Linked DNA regions of Homo sapiens: all the other regions are linked to region 3. The links are chromatin loops, found by intact Hi-C in ENCODE. Cell type or tissue: heart right ventricle. All regions are shown on one strand.

Region 1 (8,000 bases), 220 kb before region 3:
ACCAGGTTCAGTTAGTGTTCAACAGCCATGTGTTCAGCTTATACCTAATCCTCCTAGTCACCAGAGTTCTCTCTTTCTAGAGGAGTCTAGGAAAAGCCCAGATTCCCATGGGTTTCAAAATTATCCCTTTGGAATGACTGTCTTAGGTATGGCCTGAACTAATCTAAAACTTCAGATTTGGCAAAATTGCTCAACTTTAGGAATGTGCAAGTTAAATAATTTCATGTCTTACTGTATTTCATTGGTTCTCGTATATCTGCCATAAGTATGTTAGAGTTGGAGAAGGACCTATAAATGCCTTCTGGCCAGTTTTTTATTTCACAGACCCAGAAAGGTTATATGACTTGCCCAAGGTCACACAGCCAACAAATGGCAGAAATGAGATTAGAATTGAGGTTTTCAGGTTCATTGCTTTCTCTACCCATTTGGGGCTTGAATCTTGAAAGAGTTCCCCATAATTTTTCCTCTTACACTTGTTGCAAGCTCAGATTAAATAAGTTTTTATAATGAGAATATTGTTTTGACAGTGCTGTGCTTCTTTGTTTATGCAAATTTAAAATAACAGCCAGTAACAAGGGACTCTAGGCTTGACTTTGTTCTTGACTTACTCCATCATTTTGCCGCCTTTCTTCCCTCCTCTCGCTATACAAAAATTTTCTCGTGTTATGGAAAATGAGACATCACTTACCCCTTGCTTCTCTAAAGTAATGCTTCTCAGACTTTTCAACCCATATAGCTGTAGATGAGAGGATAGTGACTTTACACCCCCAAACAGGGCATAGTTGTAGATGACTGACCACAGGCTTTCTTCAGAGTCTCCAGTTTTTCTTTTCTTTTTTTTTGTGTGTGTATTTGAATTTTGCATTTTACTCTTCACATATCTGTATTTATTTTGCTACTAAAATGAAAGCTTATATTTCTTTCCATTGAGCAAATTGACATTCCAGAAAGAGGCACCTTGTTTATTCTAGGGCTTATATCCCCTGTTGCATTGACACGTCTCCTGGGAATAATCTCCACTCTAGTTTGAGGATGACTGCTCTGAGGGATACAGCTACCTGTGGAGGTGTATTCTCATAGAAAGCATTTGGAGGTTCTGAGGCAGTCTATAAATCATACGACACTTATATTTCTACTTTGGTATTTATTTATAAACTTTTATTGTTTGGTAAATTTTGCCTGAGGGAAATTGACCTTAAATACCACTAGACTTGGCAGTGTTTCCTTTTCTTTTTCTTGCCAGGGGCCATCGGGTTTTACTTTTCTCCCAAATGACCCAGATGTTGGATATTCTCCAAGACTATATGGATTACAGAGGTGACACCTTTTGGCCACTACATTACCTAAGGCTCTGTTAGACTTAACAGTCCAGATAGGTCCATGAAGAATAATATGGGATATGAGAATATTACAAAGGAAAGCAGGGTGAGAACATTATTCAGAACCAAAAAATCAAAAGGCGAGAGGAGAGTGATGTGTGAAGGCAAGGATGGACAGCAGAGAACAGGCACGTGGGCAGAAATAAACACCCACGTTCCCATCAGTTACATGATTTAAAATTATGGGCCGTGGAGCAAATGTTGTGGAAATGTTTTTGAAAATGTGTGATAAAGTTTCAGTGACTAGAGCTTTTAGCGTCTTGTAACATTCACCTCAACAGTTGAGCACTTACTCATGATCAGTGAAAAGGTGAATATTGAAATTATAGAGATAACAAATAAGCCAGGGGAAAAGTAAGAGCAACTTTTTCTGCATAGACAATAAAGAATGTAGGTTATTACCTGGGAAGTCTGTTTAATATGTAATAAGATTTGTGTGAGATGATGAGAAAAGGCTCTAACATGAGTTGATCTTGAGCCCAATGTTGAACAGCTCCAGACCTTACAATTTAAAAAAGTAGTTCAGACCGGGTGTCTGAGTTCCGCAGTATACCTGGTCCAGTGGACACTTGCAGAATGCCGTTGGCACATGCCACTGGCCATTGAGGGGTCCCCAGATGCATAAACAGCCTGATCCTGTAGCTCCCCTTCCCCACACGGATGCATGGAGGCAGGTGGCGAACTCTAAAGCCTCACTGAAAGGCAGATTGCTGGACTGTTAGAAGGGGCTCACTCACCTGCCTCCAAGCGCTTGTCTTCTGTTTACATAAGAATTACATCTCAGCAAAGTTGAAACTATCACACAGGATAGATGCTCAGGGTTGCTTGAGAATAGTCAAAACTGAGTATTAACTTCATAAGTGCCAAAGACTTCAACTGCATGTATTTAAAAAATCCAGAGGAGTATGTTATGGTGAGTTATTTTGTAAAATGATAATTGTCCCTGTTAATTTAAATTTTTCCCTTTGGGATTTGCTTAAAGTAGGGCTGTGCCTGTATATGGAAAGGGACAAAATTGGCCTTTGGTTTTGGGCTTAATTTTTTATTCCCCAAAGACTACTTGAAAAGGGTTAAGATTTCTGTTTTTCTTCCTCTCTGTAAAGGCTACAGCTATGAGCGTGTGGATGGTTCTGTGAGAGGAGAAGAGAGACACTTGGCCATTAAGAACTTTGGACAGCAGCCCATTTTCGTTTTTCTCCTGAGTACTAGGGCAGGTAGGCTGCAAAGGCATTGATGGAAACAGACAAATGAGGGATAATAGAGTACTATTACATCCCAACGGTTAGTACACTTTTTTCCTTAATTCTCTGAAAGGTGAGGTTACTATTGAATGTAAAACAAGGTACTGGACATCAAGCATGGTGCTGTTTTCTATCCAGCCTGTCCAAACTGTCATCTCAGCAAAGAAGTAAGGCTGAAACCTGGGGTTATTGGAAAGTAATTCTAATCTGCTTTGACCATTGACCTGGGAATGTCCTGAAAGATTTATGTGATTTTGTGGAATGTTTCATTTACATTCAGTGGAAGTAGCTCTTCTTCCCAACCGTGAATTTGGGAAATAAGGTAACAGTTTGTCTACTAGTTGTCCTTCCTCTATAAGTATTTCTGGAATAGTGCTGAAAAGCTTAACAAAAATCTAGTTGTTAAAAAATGTGATTATGTTGAAAATACCAACTTTTTAGAATTATTTATGACATCATCCATATATGATTTAAATCGTGAATATTACGACATTTGTAATGCTTTACCAGTTACAGAGTGCTTTCATTTACTGTTACATAATTTGAAATCAGCTCTTGGAGATGAAATGATTCTCTAAGTCATTGTGGTGTCTGGAAAAAAAAAAAAAAAGGCCGGCACGGTGGCCCATGCCTGTAATCCCAGCACTTTGGGAGGCTGAGGTGGGTGGATCACTGGAGGTGAGGAGTTTGAGACCAGCCTGGCCAACATGGTGAAACCCCGTCTCTACTTAAAAAAATACAAAACTTAGCTGGATGTAGTGGTGCGTGCCTGTAATCCCAACTACTACGGAGGCTGAGGCAGGAGAACCGCTGGAATCCAGGAGGCGGAGGTTGCAGTGAGCCAAGATTGCACCACTACATTCCAGCCTAAGAAATTTTTCTCAGGTCCTGGAGCAAGCTGACCTTAGTTTTCAACTCATAGGATCCTAGTTTCATTATCTTATTTTTGTAGACATAAATCTTGATGGAGTACATGCAGGAACATGAAAGAGATGTGTGTCCTCTATTAAAGACAGATTGACATTTTTCTAAAAAGAGAGTTCAGTCTTATTTAGAAAGCTTTCTAAATGCCTGCTGCTATAAGGGTATATGAAAGAAGTGTTAGATATAATTTTTGATTATAAGGAGATTATTTCACCTGTGTTTGTTTTATCTCCCTAATAAAATTAATAACATAAGATTCATTTGGCCTCACTCTTCCAAGATCATAGACTGCACATGGAGTCTCAGCCATTTTCTCATGTGATCAGTTGCCTCAGGGTTAGTCTCAGGAGAAACTGAAAGAATCAGGCAGTGCATCATCACTGCCGGGAAAACAGTTTTATTTATGCTTTAATGATTTCATCATCCTCATATTCAGAGAGCAGCATTATGTTTGAAATGTCTAAAATTAGGAAAAAAGAGATCTCTGCTTTTCAGTTAATCTCCTTGGAGGACTCAGAGTAGATCTGGGAGCTGAAGCAGTCCTGGACATTAGTCTTCTCCAAACACTGTTGTGTTTGCTGTCACAGTTTTGTTGTAGTTTTGCAGTATTTTCATTTATTTAACAGGTTTCCTTCCAAATTTCAAATATTTCTGTGATGAGTCATGTTGCCACCAGATGGCAGTGATAGCTCATGAATATGTTCCTATTCATGGATGTGGGTGTGGCTTATTTATAAAAATCTCACCCCTCGGTGAAGAGCTGCACTTAGACAACATGAATTCAAGAAGATAATTTTATGGAACACATTTTAAAATGAAATAAGCACCTGAAAAGTATTATAGTATAGTGGATAAAAGCACGGGCTCTGGACCAAGACTGCAAGGGAATGAATCCTGGCTCTTTCACCTTCTAGGCTTGCAACTTCAGAGAAGTCCCTTACCCTCCCTTTCAACATCTATAAAGTGGGGAAAATCGTAGCAACTACTCAACTTCCCGACAGGGTTGTTGTGAGGGTTAAAGGAGTTAATATAGAGAGAGTGCTTAGAATAATGCCTGGCAAGTAGTAAGCACAGCGTAAGTGTCATTATCATTATTATTAGGTATAATTTAGCATCTCTCAGTAATCGGTCATGATTACCTCCTTGTTCCAACTTCAACTTGATACGAAGACTTTAATTAGAATATTCCTGCCTGATTTGTCTGGAGATCCAGCTTATGGTCAGTAGTCCTTCTTAAAAGTTAGTCCTTAATTCAGGTTTATGGAACAAGCCCTTTCAGGCTTGCTTGTTTCAGCAACCAGCTCTAACGACCCTGGCAAGAGGGAGTCTGTTTTGTACTTGTTTTCACATTAATCAAAGAGAAGGCTGCAATGTACCTTCACGGTTCTCTTAATTAATTCCTGTAACTCAAGGTACCTCCTCAGCTCTCTTCCTGCAGCACTGAAGAAAGACCAGCAAGAGTGTTCTGAGCAAGCCTCAGAACACTCAGAGTAAATGACAAGAGTGTTCTTGTCTTGCCGTTGGTTTTGTTACTTTCTTTTTGATTAATGTGGAAACCAGTACAAAAAAGACTCACTGGAGTTTTCTCTAATCAGAGGGAGGAGGTTTCCCACTCTGCTCAGGAGTATAATATCATCCACTCTTCTCATTAACTTTTTATCAGAGATCTTGCTACCTAGTTGTAACTTGCAAGCGACATTCGGCACTCTTCTCTTGACAGTGCGCACTGCAGACCTCTCATATTTAGATCTGTTTTCTGAAAGAGCATGTGTCCTTTTCCTCAGACTACTCTAATCAAAATCTAATCAAGGTTTTTAAGCAGAAGAGATAAAGTGGCTCCATGGCACTGACTTAAGTATCCACCTTGGCCACTTGCCCCTGCTCCGCTCATTCTGTTCCATTCAGTAATAAAAATTTTCCCATCAGGCAATAAGAGGTCAGGTAGCACTTCTCACCGCTGGAACAAGGCTTTGGAGTTAGGGGTGTGGGTCCATTTGAAGGATGAAGCCAATTGTTTTGACTGATTTCAGTTTATCAGTCTGACCCACTCTAGCCTTGTGCTTATTTTCTAGCTCCTCGTCTTTGTGCTGCTGATTACATTCCTTTTTGCATTGTTTTCAGGTGGAGTTGGCATGAACTTAACAGCAGCAGATACTGTGATTTTTGTTGACAGTGACTTTAATCCTCAGAATGACTTGCAAGCAGCTGCCAGGGCTCATCGCATTGGCCAAAACAAGTAAGTGATTTTTTTCTGCTTCCTTGGCTTGCCCAGCAGCAGTTCTGGGTTGTGAAAAAGGTGAAGAATATAGTCCTGGTGACAGTCCCACACTGGGAGCTGAGAGACCACCAGGTTTTAGCTCATCTGTGCTATTGACTCCTAGGGTAGTATTGGGTGGGTCACATTATCAGTCCAGACTGACTTTATTAGAAGGAGTCAAATCAAACTGTGAAAGGATTAGAAGGAAACTTTAGAAGTCATTTAACTCATCCTTCTTGAGTTAGGGTCTGACTCAGTTAAAAAATGGGGTTATGGGGCTATGGAGCTAAGCTAAAAAAAAAAAAAAGAAAGATAGATGTTGCCCTTTGATCTGAGGATAATTTGATCTTCCAGATATTTTCCTTGGCTACAGATAAGGAATCCCAGTCATGGTTACCCCATCATTCTTTCTTTGACTGTCTGGAATGGTTCAGAGAGAATTTCAGGCGAGTTCTCTCTAACAAGTGCTCAGGACCAAATGAACCAATCTCCCTTTCATTGTACCCTGAATATGGTATTTGGTTTTGTTTGCTTTTAGATGTATTTACCTTGCATACTTTTGCCCAGCTTTGCACACCCTTATAGCACACTACCCTTGTTTGACTTATGTCCAGGTCTGTTAAAGTTATTCGGCTGATTGGTCGAGACACTGTGGAAGAAATAGTCTATAGGAAAGCAGCCTCCAAACTGCAGCTCACCAACATGATCATAGAAGGAGGCCATTTTACTCTGGGAGCCCAGAAACCCGCTGCCGATGCTGACCTCCAGGTATGATATGATATACTGTTCTTCACTTTGGAATATACCAATACCCTTTGTGGAGGAGAATGTAAATGAAAAGAACCAGCACTCACCCTCTCCCCAGCTACACATTTGTTCCTTGGCCTCCCTCACACCTGCCACAGTGCTGGCTGTGTGCAGGGTCTGTAGGAAGTAAGGATTAGTTCCAAGCCTCATCACTTCTTGGCTGTTTGGGTTTGAGCGGCTTTCTTAACTTCTTAGATCTACTCTTTTTGCATTTCTAAAAATAAAGACACCACAGGTTAGCTCAGAGGGCTGTTAAGAGAATTAGTTAAAATAAAGAACTCAATAACAATTAATTCTGTACTTCCACCTTAGTCCCAGAGCCTTTGATCAGTGACTTACATTACTTCATACTCAGAAGAGGGCGAATGAGATCAGGAATTCATAATTGTGCCTTAGAAAAAATGGGTGAAAGAACTAGAGGTAATTTATTTAAAGAAGGGAGTACTGGATGGGAGACAGACACTGGATTGGAAGATTTTAGAGCTCTCTTTTGGAAGAGGACTTAGAGTTACTCTGTAGCAGCCCTTGGGTTAAAATTAAAACTCATAATATTTCCTGGATGCTTTGTTTTTGCCCTAAGGATGAGGGGCTGGATGCAAAGAGACCAACTCCTAGGATACTAGAAAGATGCAGGTATGAAGGGAGTAATAAATGTCTGTCAAGGGCAGCATCAGTGGGAGAGTCTGGTGTGAGAAACATTGCAAAAGAAGGAAGGACAGGAGTTGGCTACTGTTTAGAGTTGGGTCTCAACAGTAGGGAGATAGAAAATTCAAAGATGGCTGTGAGGTTTTAGGCCCCTATGATGAGGAGAGAAGAAAGGAAAATAAGAAGTAGGGCAGAGTTTTAGGAAGATAAAGAGAATTTAGGCTTTAGTCAGAGTGTGCAGTAAAAATACAATATAAACAAACTATTGTTAGAGGCAGACTCAGACAAAAGGAAAGAATTTTATTTGTAAAAGTTTGCAAGATGGACTAGGATTGGAAAGGACTAGTCCATCAAAAAACATAAGTGTTTAAGAGAGAAAAAGTGACACAATATTAGAAGCAGAGTTACTAAGTTTGTAATTAGTCTGAAAAAACAGCAGTTTTCTTACATGGTTACCGTATCTGCAAAGGCCAGTGCATATCTTTACATATCAGTGTTGCAAAAGACAGGGATCCTGTTGTTTTTGTTAGGGAGTTAGTAATTACAGGAAAGGCTCAAGGTTTTATTAATTTTGGGACTAGAACTAGAAAGAGTAACACTGGGTTTGTTCTTTGTTTATCTTAGGGGGTAGGTGTGGCTTTTTTCTTTTTCTGACTTTCCTTGTGTTGCTGACTGTGTCACATGCATGCTTAATTAACCATAATGGTGCTAGGGCAGGCTGTACATTTTGTTTTCACACTAAGAGAC
Region 2 (8,000 bases), 400 kb after region 3:
ATTGTGCCACTGCACTCCAGCCTGGATAACAGGAGAGAGGCCCTGTCTCAAATAAATAAATTGCATTTTACATCTGAGAAGACTGAGGCATATAGAAATCAAATGGTTTTCCTGAGCTCACACTGACGGTAAGTGGTAGAGCTCAGATTTGAGTCAGCTGGCTTAGCCTTTATACTCCACTGCATTTCAAGATAATGATAACAACCATTTATGTGCCAGCAATTGGGCCGAGTACTTTAACATAGATTATCTCATTAAGTTCTCATAATAATCATCTCCATCTACAGATGATAAAAATGAGATTTAAAAGGGTTAATTTGCCACCTATCACAGAGCTAGTAAGTGATAGATTCTGAGCCAGAATTATAGAATTATAGCCAGATTATAGAGACTGACAACAAAAATACTAAACCATGTTGTGAAAGCCAGTGATGGCTCTACCTACAGTCTTCCATGGAAGACTCCCTCATCGTTTACAAGGACATGAAAATGTGTTTGCTGGACCTAGTGGGGAGAGAAATTCCTCTGCACTCTCCACTCTAATGGGTTTACAGGTAGGCCAAGGGCAAAATGAACTCCTGAGTAGGAGCCTGGAGTCTTTGTTGATGCAAGCTGTACCAGTGGATTTCAATTAGCCAGGAGGCTTTTGGAGTGCAAGCCCAGGCCATGGACAACTCACAAGAGAGAAGGTCCCAAAAGCTCCCCAATTCTGCCCCTAGCAACAGAGGCTTCCTGTAGCCAAGTCTGTCTCTGATTTGCAGGTGGGTGAGTTAAATTCACACAATCTCAGCCATAACTCTTAGAATGGGTTCTCCATTGCCCTAACCAGAAAGGCCCCAGAATGTTTGTCTCCAGTGATCAAGGCCTGCCATCTGCTGAAGTTTTGCCCTTTGCTTTGTCATCACATGAACCTAATGCTCTACAATTTACTCTGCCCTTTATCATCAAATATTGCCCCTGGTACAATCAGGGATACAGTAGAATTGTGCAGGACCAAAGGAAATAAGGACAGGTCTGAGAGAAGGGAGGGGATAGAGCAAAGAATCTTGAAACCCTCGGGTTGGTGATTCTGGATTTGTGGTGCTGTGGGAGACAGGGCAAATATTTCCGTGATAAAAGGGACTTCTGAATAGGAAGAAAAGTAAGAGGAGAAAAAGAGGGATACCCTCTGGGGCATCCAGTGCCACCAGTATAATGATCACTAAACAGGGTGAAAGGGAAGGCACCAGGAAACCGGCCCAGAGAGTGTGGTTATACAGTAAAATTAAAGCCAAGGTTGTCCCCCTTTGCATTTCCTGTCCTCCCAGCCCCTCCCATTTAGACCATATCCATCTTTTCCCGTGTGGAAAAAAAGAGTTCACTTGACTCTCCTTTGCAGACTTGGAGTAAGCCTCTTTTCTTTGCCCTCAGGCTCTGAAGGCGTCTACTACAGTGCGTGGAGCAAAAGAGAGACGGCATCGCCCCCTCGTGGCGCAGGGCCAAGCTCTGCGGTATTCCGGACGCTGTCCTGGGCTGCCCAGACAGGGGCACCCCGTGGGAGTGGAAATGCTGTCCTCAGAACCTCTGGCTGTTGAATGACTTGTGTCTTGTCAGAATGGTGAGATCCCCGAATGCCATCACCCTGTTCCTTCTACCCTCCCCATTGATGTTCACACAGGTCAGCTAAGCTAGACCTGTCTGCAGTGTGTTTTGAAAACAGGTTGCCCCTGCAAGAAAACTCCTGGTTTAGTAAATCAGCACATCAGGGCTAGAGAAGAAAAGAGTTGTGCTGTCTTTGTTTCCATTTCAGTCCATTCTGCCAAGTTGAAGCAGAATGATTTTCATTCATCTTAAATCCCCCCAAAATATTTTTTTTAAATAAACCTCTCAAACCAAACACCATCACATATGTACCCTAAGGAATACTAAGTCACCTCTTCAGGCAACGGAAAGAAAGGACCAGAGAATTGCTGTCAAGCCTAGGGTGGGTGGAGGAGGCAGGGAATTAATTTTGTTGAGTGGATAAAGGTCTGGGCCTCAATCCCAAAAGCCCAGATTGGGGCATCGAGCCTACAGCACCCCTGTCAGTCACTCCCTGCTGTCCCTGGAGCCTGGGCAGGCAAACAGTCATCCTTCTGCACTGTCTCTCTGGGACAGCCGGAACCTTTGCCCCCATCCCGAGGTCACCCTCTCCCAGAACCTCCTCTGCCTCTGGTAAGAGGAGGTAAAAGGAAGGGGGACACAGGAGGTCCATCAGAGCATGGATGAAGCTGCCCCTACATCAGAGTGCAGAGCTTGGAGTCTAGCCCCATCCTGGCCAACACAGAAGCAGGGAGTGAGAGAGGCAAAAACGAGGAGCCAGCCTGTTTCCATAGATACAGATTTCAGTTGCATTTTATGACAGCCGTGCCAGGCTGCCTGGAGAGGCATTGTTTGGATGTCTAGGGACCCGCTCAGAAGGAAAATGAAGTAAGAAGCGATTTTTTTAAGATTCAAGTGGTTTCCCCTCCCAGTTTCAGATTGAGATCCACCTCCGCCCTCTGGCCTTCTGGCAGAGGTCATCCCTGGTAGGACACTTGCCTTTAGTACAGCCTGGGCAGATTTAGGCCCTCCAACCCCAGGCCTCGAAGATCACAGTCAAAATGATTCTTAGAAGCAAGCCTGCTGTCCCTGGAGCCTGGGCAGTCAAACAGCCATCCTTCTGCACTGTCTCTCTGGGACAGCCGGAGCCTTTGCCCCCATCCCGAGGTCCTCCTCTCCCAACACTGCTAGTGCTTCTCTAACAGCTGCTCTGTGGCTGAAGGAGTTCCAATTTCCCAGCCCCTGGTGACCTCTTGTGAGGGCTGCCACTGAGGCTTTGAGAGAAGAAGGCTCACCTGGTCTCCTGCTGGGGGCTCAGCCTGCAGCTGGGGAAGGACTCCCCTTACTTCTAGATTCAAAACACTCATTTTCCTTTGCCACTCCTACATCTTCATCTCCTACATCTTCATCTCCTACCTCCTCATCTAGGTGGTGCCCTTCTCTCTACTCATCACTCATTCATTTCTCCAAACCCATTGAGTTCTTTCATTTGCCAGGCCTTTATAAAATAGACGTAAGAGACTTTCCCTGTACTCAGAAATCTCACAGACTAGTGGGGGATGCAGACACATAAGTGAACTACTAGAAAACAACTTAGATAGGGTCAAGTAAGAAGTCCTGGGGAAGTTAAAGCCCAAACTGAGCCCCAACGGATGAGTCAGTTAGGGGAGAGGAGATTCAAAATAGAGAGGGGACTGCGTAGGCAAAGGCATAGAGGCAAGAAACAGGATTATGTGCATAAGAAACTCGGTAGATCATAGGTGCTGAGAGCCAGTGCAAAGCTATGAGTGGCAAGAGATGGGCTGGAGTAAATTGGCAGTCATCAGACAGCAGAGGGCCCTATGTGCCATGCTAAAGGCCCCAAGCTTCCTCCTGCAGTGGTTCTTCAGCCATGGCTCACGGAGTTCCAGGGCTCCACTGTGGTGCCTCAGGGGCAGGACTAGGGGCCTCTCACTCTCAACCTGAGTGATTTTTTTTTTTCCAGACAGAGTTTCACTCTAACTCAAGTGATCCGCCCGCCTCAGCCAAAGTGCTAGGATTACAGGCATGAGCCACCGCACCCAGCCCTGAGTGACTTATTTTATATGTACTTGAATAGGTGACAGCAAACCACAGTGAGATTAAAGTCTGGGAAGGACACGATAAAAGAGGCATGTATGGGAAGGACATGATCAAACGACGTTTCAAAGAGACCACTCCAGTTTCTAGGCCTCACTTCCAACCATTCCTCAGGGAAGTCTACTGCCCAAGAAAATCTCTGATGGTAATACATGATTTACAGCAAAAATGAAGACTTCTTCAGTACATCTGTGATAATTATTTCCAAACTTCATCCTGAGAAAAGAAAACGAAGTGGGATCCCTTTCCCTTAGACTTCAGAGCTGTTTTCACCAGCTGGCTGTGCTGATCATGCCATCTAGTGGTAGGAGTGCAGCATGACTCCAAAAGGAAACAAGCTTGCATTTCTTTCTGAATATCTGTATTATCTTATTTAATCCTCAAAAAACCTTGGCAAAGTATGTCTCATTAATATACCCATGTTACAGGCCATAAAACTGAGAGATGGGAAGAAAACAATATTTGTTTTGAGTCTCCTGTGGGTTAGGAACTATGTCAGCTGATGTACATGAGATGCATTATCCCCACTTACAAGACAGACAAACTGAAGACCTTGGTGACTGAGAGACCAACTAGATTAAGCTACAGACACTGAGGTTTTCCTGCTTCCAGGTCTAGATTCATTCCAAAAAATCTGGTCAGATTCAAATCTCTAACTTGAGTTGAAAAGAAACCAAGTAGTAAAGAATGAGGAAAGAGGCAAGCCTTTGTGAAATTCAGAGTAACTGGCACAGACAGACCACAGCTATTTCTTTGTCATGAATGGCAACCAAAGCACAGTTGTATATTAGATTCTAGAATAATTATAGGAAGAATAATTACCACCGGAATATGCAAATTATAGGAATCTGTGAGCCTAAAGCCAATCAGATGCCCAGCAAGTACGTTTCTTAAGAGTGAGTGGCTGCTTTCTGTAGAACAGAGCATCGCTTGGAGCCAGGAAAAACTGAGAATTGTGGTTTGAATGGAACCTTAATTCCACATCTGAAACCTTAATTCCTCTTTGCCATGTAATATAGCATATTCCCAGGTTCCAGGGATTACGACGCTGACATCTTTGCGGGCCATTATTCTGTCTTTCACATACATTGAGACCAAAAAGACCAAGTACCTATAAGAGGACCAACCCAGACGGGCTGTGACAATTACGCTGTTGCTTCTGAGTGAGAAGTTACAGGCCCAAGAAAGGGTAATGACAGCCTTAGAGATACATAAAAGAGACAAGCAATTTCCAAAACAAAAAGCAAAGGCAAAAAGAAAAATAAAAAAGCTCTCTCTCCGTAAAAAGGTAGAAAATATGCCTATAAAGGAGAAAAACAGGGCTGGATGTGGTGGCTCACGACTGTAATCCCAGCACTTTGGGAGGCTGAGGTGGGCAGATGACCTGAGGTCACGAGTTTGAGACCAACCCAGCCAATATGGTAAAACCCCATCTCTACTAAAAATACAAAAATTAGCTGGGTATGGTGACACACACCTGTAATTCCAGCTACTCAGGAGACTGAGGAACAAGAATTGCTTGAATCCAGGAGGTTGCAGAGAGCCGAGATTGCATGACTGCACTCCAGCCTGGGTGACAAGTGAGACTCTGTCTCAAAAAAAAAAAAAGTTAAAATTAAAAAAATAAAATAAAAATAACATTCTTGCTCTTTCTCACCTATCTCATCCATCAGTGATATCTGAATATAGTACAAATCAGGCATCCAGAGCCATAAAATGCAAGACAAAAACACATTGGAAAAGCGAAATGTCACAGATAATCCCCAGGTTTGACTTTCTGATTTGCGAATCAGAAGAGGCCCTTGCAAATGATGATAAAATCTGTCTCCAGATGCACCAAGATGATGAATTATATATATGTATATATAGTTGACCCTTGCACAAAATGATTTAAACTGTGCGGGTCCACTTATACACAGGTGTTCTTCAATAAATGCAGTCTGCCTTCCGTATTGTCTCCATATTGGTGGGTTCTGCATCAGCAACCAAACATGGGTAGGAAGGCAAGATTTGGAAATCTGCATTATAGTAGGGCTCACTTTTCATATCCACGGGTTTCATAGGGCAGACTACAGGACTTGAGTTTGTATAGATTTTGGTATCTGCGGGTGGTCCTGGAGCCAATCCCCCACAGATACTTTGGGATGACTGTACTCCTTTATTATCATTATGTTTAATGCCAGCAGAGAAAGAGGACTAAAAACTAGGAGGAGAATCAGCAGTACTGACATTGCTATCATAATCCAGTTTTTTAAGCATCCAGGCTTAAATGCTGAACTGAAACAGAAGCTGATCTGGCAAAATTTTTTTCTAACTGGTTTCTTGAATTTAAGTGAAATGTAGAGGGCTTTCTAAGCCAGGCACAAAGTCAAGAAACAATACATTTTTAAATGACAGACTTGATTAGATAAAAATATAAATTCTCTGTACAGCAAAACACACTAAAAGTAAACTTGCAAGACAAGTGATGATTTGGAAAAAGTTTTACAACATAAGTGGCAGAGGAATAATAACCATAGTCTATAAGAAGAGCTTATACGTCTATAAGGAAAAGACAACTGCTCCCCCTACCCAAATGGACAAAGGATATGAGTAGGCAATTCAGAAAAAAGAAAGGCAAATAGCTAGTAAACATGAGGAGTCACGCCATCTCTCTAGTAACCAGAAAAACACAAACTAAAATAAGATACTTTCTGCCCATCCCATTGTAAAAAATGTGAAGCTGGACAATAGCCAGTGATTGTAAGAATACATAACGAAGTGCTCCCTTGACAGCTATATGAGTGTAGTATGGTACAGTGTGTTTGAGAGCGATTGGTAGTACCTATGAACTTTTAAATTTTACCTCTTTTGAACAATCATTTCTACCTCTACACACTCCTGAAATATTCCTACATGTGCTCAAAATATATTCATAAGGATGTTACTACTTAAAAATATTGTGACAGGAAAAAAAGCAATCTAAGTGTCTTTCAATAGAGAACAGACCAAATAAACGTACAGGATGTCCTTACTGTGGAATACTATTACAGACATTAAAAGGATGAGGTTGATCTGCATGCACTGCAAAGATCACCAAGATATATTAAGGGAAAAAGGCAAGTCACACAATAATATGCAATTCGTTGATCTCATTGACATGTACATACATATATGCATAGAAAAAGCATCTAGAAAGACACATATCAAACTGTTAAGCATGGTCACAGTGATGGTAGGATAGGAACAAGAGGGTAAGGAGAGGCCTCCACTCTTTTTATTTTTATGGTTTTTTTGGAGACGGAGTCTCTCTCTGTCACCCAGGCTGGAGTGCACTGGCACGAACTCGGCTCACTGCAACCTCCGCTTCCCAGGTTCAAGCAATTCTCCTGTGTCAGCCTCCCAAGTAGCTGAGATTACAGGTGGCTGCCACCATGCCCGGCTAGTTTTTGTATTTTTAGTAGAGATGGGGTTTCACTGTGTTGTCCAGGCTGGTCTCGAACTCCTGACCTCAGGTGATCTGCCTGCCTCGGCCTCCCAAAGTGCTGGGATTACAGGTGTGAGCCACCATGCCTGGCCGAGGCCTTTACTTTTTACCCTACATGCCCCTATATTGTTAGTTTTTTTTCAATGTGCAGATATTCATGCCATACATTTGTAGTTTTATTAAATATATAGATATGTGCAAAGTGAATTAGTCTATTTAGAAGATATTTGCAGCTATATTGGTTTTACAGAACAAAAAGCAGCTTTTTAAAACATGCTAAATGTTAACTAATTAGCACAAAGACCGGAGACCCGAGATGCTCTGAAAATTCAGCACTGTAGAACCAAACCTTATAATTAAAGGAGACAACATGGGTAGGCCAGAGCAAACATGGTCTCTGGAGTCAAGCAGATCTGGTCCTAGTCCTGGCCCTGCCCCTTTCTTTCTGCAACTGTGTGCTAATTACTTAAGCTCACTGCGTCTCCATAAAATAAAGATACAAGTGCCTACCCCTCAGTCTTGATGAAAACACCATGTGTATACAAAATATTTTTCTCCCTTTCTCATTTATGATATTGTATATGTAGGCTGGGCTCATATGGCAGCTGGGAGACTGTAGTGAACATTTTACAATGATTTTTTTTTTAGGTGGACCCAGAGAAATGTTTTTAGGGCCCTATCTTGGTGGTAGAGTGTCAAGAGGTGCAGTTTGTTGTTGGGGAGGGTTGTGATACAAAAGCTTTGAGCACCAGGGCCAGGATGAACAATTCTAGTAGCTGCAGCTTCCTAGATCAGTGGTTCTAAAATTTTAGCATGCATTAGAATCACCTGGGGGGGCTTGTTAACCCAGCTTGCT
Region 3 (8,000 bases):
TAATCTGAAAATCTCTAAGAGGTCAATATTCCACTGAAGTCAGGCATGGAAGGATCCTTGCCTCTTCTTCAAGAAAAAAGAAGGAAAGATAAATAAAACTGCACTCTGGGACTAAGAGCATGCAACTCAGATACTTGATACAAGGCATGCTCCGAATTCCTTTCTGTATAGTAGTGTTCACAGTTTTTTCTTCTCATTTTTACTTTTTAATTTCTTAACTTTTTTCTCAGTTGTTCAACAAACGTTTATTAAGCCCCTTTCATGTGATGGGCTCCCTGCTAAGTGTTTCCGGATTTAAAGAAGAAAAAGATTGGTGCCTGCCTTCGAAGGACTTTCAGTCTAGAGACAGACACTATACTATAAACTATAAATAGCCAAGTTAACAAATAATTTGCAATACATAATCATTCCTTAACTTGTTCAGAGCTGGTATGCCCATCTACATTTCCTTTATTTTTTATTTTCTGTTATAATCTCCACAGAGCAAGGCTCACCCTGGCCTGCCCAGGTTCTGCAGAGCTTGCTTACAATCTTTCAGAGAAGAGCATTCAGCATAGCTGCTTTTGATAATGAAGATATGGAGCTTTATATAATGACAACTGATCCATCTATAGATTGCAAGCTCTTTGTGCAGGCCTGTGTCTAATTGTCCATTTTGTATAGCAGCTAATCCACTGGGAAAATACCTTAAGTGTTTAAAAAAAAAAAAATGTGTAGCAATATTCCCCTGCTGCCACCTGGTGCTTTATTTACACTAAGTTACACTCTGAATTCTAGGTAAGGCAGCTTAAAATCATTTACCACACTCAACTATAAAATGAAATCCCAGCCCCTCAATACACACGCAAGCACATACAAATACATACTGATCACACATACATACACTCCTTCATTCCTTCCATCTCTGCTAGCCCAGAGCAGACATTTCTTCATGTTTTGAAGAAATGCTACTATGATAGCCAGAATTGAATCTTGAGAACTATGTTCAGTTAAGACTAGAGAATAGGACTAAGATAGTGTAATTGAAAAAACTTTCTGCTAGGCCGGGTGCGGTGGCTCACACCTATAATCCCAGCACTTTGGGAGGTCAAAGCAGGTGGATCACCTGAGGTCAGGAGTTCGACACCAGCCTGGCCAACATGGTGAAACCCCATCTCTACTAAAAATACAAAAATTAGCTGAGCATGGTGGCATGCACCTGTAATCCTAACTACCCGGGAGGCTGAGGCACAAGACTCCCTTGAACCCGGGATGTGGAGGTTGCAGTGAGCCAAGATCGCACCACTGCACTACAGCCTTGGAGACAGAGTGAGACCCTCTCATAAAACAAACAAACAAACAAACAAACAAAATATAACTTTCTTCTTTCTTCTGGATGACAAAATTGTGTGCTATACTGACGAGCCTGTGTAAAGAGTTAATGAAGCAGGCCGGGATCATCAGCTGTCAGTTAATTCATCATGAAATATTTTTGAAGACCCATAATTCAAAGCTCTGGAGAATCAGTGGTGAGCAAGAAGAATACCTTCTATGCTCAAAAGGAAGTTATATTCTAGTGTGGAGAGTGCTGTTAAGCTCCTAAACAAATTTTTAAAAATCAGGCAGGAGTAAGGGATAAAAAATACATAAAATATGGGGCTATGACTCAGGCGCTGCTTCCGTTAGTGGGGGCAGGGATGGCCCCTCAGAGGAGGTCACATTTGGGACTCGAGGCAATATTGATCATGAGGAAGACAGCTGTGTTAAAATCTAAAGGAAGAGCATTTCAGGCAAAAAAATGACAGCACAGGCCCCACGAAGAGAAAGACTTTGGTATCTTCAGGGAAGGCGGGAAGGCCGGGGTGGCCAGAGCAATGTGAGATGAAGGAGGGGTGGGTGGAGAAAGACTGGCTGGTGAGCGTGGGAGGGTTGGAGCAGGAGTGCCAATAGATTAGGGATTTGATTTGGTTCTGTAAGCAAAGGCAAAACCACTAGAGGGATTTAAGTAAGGGGGCAACACAATCTGTGCTGCTCTTCTGAATAATCACTCTGAAGGATGAATTCCAGGGGGAAGAGTAGAAGTCCAAGACCTGTTAAGAGGCTATGGCTGGCTGGGCGTGGTGGCTCACGCCTGTAATCCTAACACTTTGGGAGGCCGAGGCAGGCGGTTCACAAGGTCAGGAGTTCTAGACCAGCCTGGAAAACATGGTGAAACCCCGTCTCTACTAAAAATACAAAAATTAGCTGGGCGTGGTGGCACACACCTGTAATCCCAGCTACTCAGGAGGCTGAGGCAGGAGAATCACTTGAACCCGGGAGGCAGAAGTTGCAGTGAGCCAAGATCGCACCACTGTACTCCAGCCTAGGTGACAGAATGAGACTAGGTCTCAAAAAAAAAAAAAAAAAAAAAAAAGAGGCTATGGCTGTCATGTCATCCAGGTGGAAAGAGAGTAAGGTGTTACAGTAGCAGACAGTAGAGATGGAAGAAATTGTCAGCTTTGAGATATATTTTATAGGTAGAGCGAAGGGGTTTTTGGAAGACCTAGACATGGGGATATAACTGAAAGAAGAAAAGTAAATAGGGCTCCTAGAGCAACTAGGTAGATAGTGGTACCATTCACTAAGGTGGGAAAGGCCAGGGTTGGGGAATAGACCTAGGAGGAATGGGGAATAAATAGCTCTATTTGGCCATGTTAAGTTTGAAATAGCTGTTAGATTTCCAAATGGAGCAGACAGGTAGATACTAAGTCTGGATCTCAGGGAAGAGGCCCAGGTCATATGTGTAAGAATTGTCAGCATGTAGGTGGCTCCTAAGGCCATGCTTGTTCACCTTACTCTACCTTAAGCTCTAGATAATATCTTTTCCTAACCCCTCTGTCCCAGCTTCACTGAAAGGCATGTTCCCATCAGCAAAAATCTCAAAGACTGAATGGAATGGTAAAACTCTGCCATTCTAAAGAATCAGCTCCATGCACATGCATAAGACAGAGTTGCAAGGCCTCTTCCACCAAACCCCTCATTTACCCATGATAAGTTTGGGGTGCAGAGAGGTGAGAGACCCAGTGGTGTCAATGCCTAGCATTACCAGGGCTTAAACCCGATGTGCTGGTCCACAACACAGCATCCCTTCAGCAATCCTGTTGCCGCCAAGATGGCCTGATTATATTAGGGCTGTGGGATATGAACAAAGTCAGGTACATGCACATACCATGACTAAATTTAAAATTACAATTTTAATCTATGGGGAGGGTTCATTCTTTATCATTCAAAGGTGAGTGAGAGTCCTAGGCATGGTATAGAACAAACAGAAAGCAAAGTTTTAAAAATAATAATCCCTCTGAGGACCAATGAGGCTCACGTCTATCTCCAGGGCTCCTCTGAGCCCTGCTTGTCTTTAATTCATGGTCAGTGAATGTGAACAGGCATTGAGGCCCCAGGTGCCCTGGCAGTCTGCATCAACGCTTTGTGAATAACTGCCCTGGAAAGGTTAGGTACCACTTGGTTCCTGCAAAGCACCACTAGAGGGCTGCAGACACTAGCAGTGGCTGGTACAGACAGCCACTGAAACCGAATTTGAGAACCGCGCCATCGCCTAGTGGTCCAACCCTCCCTGTAGGTTGAGGAAATTAGAGCCTCAGAAATATTAAGTGGCTCTCCCAAGGCCTCCCGGCTGGTTAGTGACAAAGTCACAATTCCACCACAGTTCCTCTGATGCAAAATTCAGTGTGATATAATGGAAAGTATATGGGTTTTAGAGCCAAGAATCCCATTTTGCTGTGTCTTATCTTGGGTGCTCAGTGAAACTTCCTAACTTCTCTGAACTTCAGCATCTTGATCTGTTTTATGGGTGATGAGTGCTTCTGCCGTGCCATGTGTTCTGTTGGTACACTGTCATAGTTGAGGGGCCCGGCACTTAGTGAACACTCAGCCAATGCTGTGGCCTTCACCTCTTTCTGCTGAGGCCAGGTTCTTCTCTAAGATGGCTCAACCTCAAGAAGCAACTTTCAGGAATGAACTCAAATGATGCAGTCTGGTTACAATACTTTGCTGCATGTTGGAGTACACATAAAGAGAACTATATTGCTTTAAAAGACACAACAAATAAATACAACCATAGGAGGTACATATAGCTTTAGTTGAACAAGGAGGCATGGAAAGGAAAGGGGCTTCCTTGCTCTGTCCTAAGGTTTAGATTCCCAGCATGTCCTTTCATGCACCCCCATTCAGTGGATATTTGTTGAGTGCCCATTGAAGGAGGGACCTGGGCATTTGGGGAGGACACACACGAATCCTACCCTCAGCAAGAAACAACAATTTCATGCCAGGCTTTTCCCTGTAACTTTATTTATCTTACCTCTTGGATTCTCACGATAGTCACGCCAGTGATTATTAGTCCTTAAGGATTCATCAACAGTCCCTCATGATTTTAGAGATGAGAAAATTGAGTCTCCGAAAAGTTAAATAACTTGTCCAAGGTCTTTCAGAAAATACGGAGAAGCTCTGGAGTTTAAGCCCAGCTCTGCCTGAGCTTTCACAGCACTGCCTGTGCCCTATTCCTGGAGGTGTAAGGATTGAGGACGTGGGAAGTGCTGCAACAGGAAGGCTGCTGGGAATTCTGAGCAGCGGCCCCTAACTGAGGGGATCCAAGATGGCTTCAGGGGAAGCTCACACTGGCCTGGGGAGGTGGGAAGAAGAAATTCCTGCCACAACTGTATATGGTAAATCAGATGCATCAAAACATGGTGTGTTTGGTGGATGAAGGAGAACACACACACACACACACACACACACACACACAGAGTTAGGGCTGGTTGAATTCCATAAAAGAATTCTTCCTGAAAGGAAGTACAGTCAAAAGCTGAAGTAAAAAATCTAAAGTTAGATTTGTAACACCAGTATACCTCACTACCAGCTTGCCCAGAAAATTAATTTCATGTTCCACTGTTCTATTAAAAAACTCTGACTGAAATGTCTTCACAAGGTAAACAATAGGAAAGGGTCCAGGAACTTCCTAAAGCATTTAACACAGCCAAAGGCTGACCTGACCTAATTGGTGGGAAGTAGGAGGGAGGCCAGGGAATCCCAGCTCCCTTCCGCCTACCCAAGGCCTGGCACACTGCCACTTAGAAATACTAACTAGCCCAGTGGCCACGTTCAGCAACTGCAGGGCCGCCCCATCTGGCCCCTTGAGGTGCTGCCCACCAGCATGTTTGTCATTGTGAGCATCTTCTGAACATGAATGTCCAGATGCTCTTCCAAAGCAGTTCTAGAAATAGCCAGGCGCCTGAATAAAGCCTGACACAGGAAACATCTTTCCATCCAGGACAAAGCACACTCCTCCAGGGAAAGGAGAGAGGAAGTCATAATTAGAATCATTCATTCATCCAACAGAACTGAGCCTCCAGCAAAGAGCCAAATGTAATTTTTGACTCTGACTGCACATTGGAATCACCTGGGAACTTTTAAAAATACCAATGCCGCAGCTCCACCCTAAAACAATTAAGTAAGAATATCTGGGAGTGCAGCCCAGGCCTTTGTATTTTTTAAAAGCTCTCTGGATGATTCTTATGTAGTTGAGAACTACTGCATTAAATATTATATACAACAAAAAACAGAGTCACTGACCAGGCCTCAAGGAGCTCACAGTTTCACAGAGCCCTACAGTTTGCAATATGTTTATTCCTGCCAGTGACCTTGGTTGATAGTCACAACCAGTCTGGGAGGTTGTTGTTATTGCCTGTTTTGCAGATGAGGCAGCTAAGCCTCAGAGAGAGTATACAGCTGCCCAATATTACACAGCAGGTAGGCAGCAAGTGAGCACAAGAACCAGGTTTTCTAATTCCATGACTCCTGCTCTCACATCACAGACCAACATGTAGAGGAATCGGACCGAGGAGAGGCTCAAAGCACTTCATAACTGCAGCATGGCAAGAGTCAAGAGCCAAAGGAATAAATCGAGGAGAGTCTTAGGTGGACCTACCTGCCCTAACTAATGTCCACCAACCAGCTGATGTCCATTAGTGTTCCTAAAACTGTGCCTGCGTTGATCAACTACTTATTTAACTCTTCTCATTAAGAATTTTCTAGGCAACAGAACCTTGTGGATAGAATTTTAAGCAGACACTTAAAAGATCACCTTGCCAGGCTCCACAATTGGCCTTCGGATATGCTAACAACCCCTAAGAAGAATACAATTTATTGCATAAATTCTGATACTGTGAACAGTAAGTACTTAGTACAGTGTCTCAACTGATTTGTTGGCCATTAATTAATGGTCAGTAGGTGTTAGAGGGAGAGCCCATGTTAGTAAAAAGGAAAAGGGAAACAGGTGCAGCATGTGGCTAAGCAGTGGGCCAGAACGCAGAGGCTTTGAAATCTAATTCCCTTCTGGGTGGCTGTTTAGCCTTATGTAAACCCTTGCCTCTTTAGGTTACATATACAGTTTTGCCTAACCCGAAGTGGGCTGTACATTCCCATGGCCTCAGAGATATTTAGTCTAGTTTCCCAAGTGCTGGTCCTTTGGGAAGCAGGAATTACTCTTCTCAAACAGATTTTCTACCCCTGCCCTTTCCCCTTCAGCAACTGTGATCTGGCTCTTCTCTGTCTCTCTTCTAACCCCTTTTCTTCCTCACTCCTGGTGTTTGTCAAAGGGCAGTTTCCCTGTTCACCACTTGGAAATCACCAATAAAATGCAACCCTTCCATTTTGCAGATGAAGAGACTGACATCCAAAGAGAGACCCTGGCCAAAGCCACCTAGACAGTGACAGAGCTAGGACCAGCCCAGCCTCCTGGTCCCACCCCAGTACTCTGTCAGGACAGAAACAACCAGGACCATAAAGCATTTGTGAGTGTAGGTTCCATTCCCAATGCTAACTAGAGCAACTCACAGTTACTAGACTCAGCTTAGTGGCCTTTGGATATGGGTCCAACTGTGGGAAAAATCACGATGAAAGGAAATGTAGTCTGATAACCCCTTGCCTCTTTCAGGTCAAGATGAAAGTACTTAGATGGGTTAGTAATGTATGTTACTAACACCTCAGTATATGCAAAATCCATATCTGTTTTTTAAAAGAGGATCCACCGGGAGAAGAACCCAAAGAAGTAAGTCTCTAATAACAGCATTTATGGTCTGTGATATCTGGATTCAGTTGACCTTCTTGGTTCCTTCCATAACAGTAGTAAGGATAGTAATAATAATACCCTACCTACCATTTACTGAGTGCCCAATATATTCCAGTGGCTCTGAAACAGGCTTCATGTATCATTTAATGCTCATGTGAAGCAGGTCTTATTTTCTCCTTATACAGTTGAGGAAAGTGAAACTCAGAGTGGGTAATAACATGCCCACGTTTCCACAGTTTGTAAGCACCTGAGCCAGGGTCAAGTCTGGGTCTTTATACCACATACATAAACCCCTCCTCAGAGGACCTCAGTCCTAAACAAACATCGAGAAATTTTGGACATGGCAAAGGCCACACATAGATACAAGGATGCATAAGAGAGAGAAATATCAGTCCTCAAAGGCTGAGCATTCTGCAGTTGGCTTTGAACTGGTTGCCCACCCATCCCCTGGACCATTCATCTTCCCCTCAGTCATGGACCCTGGAGGCTGTGAGGGAAGCAAGCAGCTTGAGCACTGTCTGGTCCAACACTGGAGGGAAGCCTGATGGCTGTGACATTCATCAACTGGTTAATTTCAGAAAGGCATCCATTTGCACCAGCTGCTTAAAAAGCTCCTGGCCCTCAGGAGACACTCAACCAATCACAAAGCAAAGGCAGGGAGTGTTTCTGGTAACCACATTCAATTGGGTGTCTGTCTGCTGCTTGATGGGTTGTATAATTTCAGCAAAGCAAAGGACAGTGGAGAATAGAGTTAAAATGAATGATCTTATTTCTTTTAAATTATTATTCTTATATTTATGACTCACATTTGTCCTTAATGCACAAGTGCCCTATTAACCTATCATGATGATGATGGTCATGATGAAAATGACTGCTGTTGCTCTTTACACGGCGAGAG

The links. Hi-C counts contacts between places; a loop is a spot of excess contacts. Peaks named below come from ENCODE experiments on the same cell type or tissue, not always from the same donor. Only the 100,000 strongest peaks of a DNase experiment are listed, where the experiment ranks them.
Region 1: it touches region 3 in a loop (4-fold over the local background); 15 of 110 quality-filtered maps call a loop at or near these places.
Region 2: it touches region 3 in a loop (15-fold over the local background); 79 of 110 quality-filtered maps call a loop at or near these places.

Annotation. Positions count from the first base shown.
Region 1 is chr1:147,269,689-147,277,688 of GRCh38, forward strand. It overlaps CHD1L (chromodomain helicase DNA binding protein 1 like), which reads left to right. Exons shown (of 23, transcript NM_004284.6): 11 at 1,244-1,317; 12 at 2,483-2,593; 13 at 5,666-5,780; 14 at 6,416-6,569. Among named protein-coding and RNA genes, the nearest start is that of CHD1L, 31 kb to the left of the region's middle. In heart right ventricle, a CTCF peak has its summit at 4,215 (motif pointing right); no DNase peak of the experiment used is centred here; H3K27ac peaks cover 1,043 bases.
Region 2 is chr1:147,888,922-147,896,921 of GRCh38, forward strand. No RefSeq gene overlaps it. Among named protein-coding and RNA genes, the nearest start is that of GJA8, 9.9 kb to the right of the region's middle. In heart right ventricle, CTCF peaks have their summits at 1,469 (motif pointing left), 1,668 and 3,975 (motif pointing left); DNase peaks (open chromatin) are centred at 1,460 and 3,948.
Region 3 is chr1:147,491,666-147,499,665 of GRCh38, forward strand. All of the region lies in intron 3 of LINC00624 (long intergenic non-protein coding RNA 624), which reads right to left. Among named protein-coding and RNA genes, the nearest start is that of LINC00624, 22 kb to the right of the region's middle. RefSeq lists a silencer at 3,398-3,587. In heart right ventricle, CTCF peaks have their summits at 3,511 (motif pointing right) and 5,143; DNase peaks (open chromatin) are centred at 3,506 and 5,136; H3K27ac peaks cover 1,713 bases.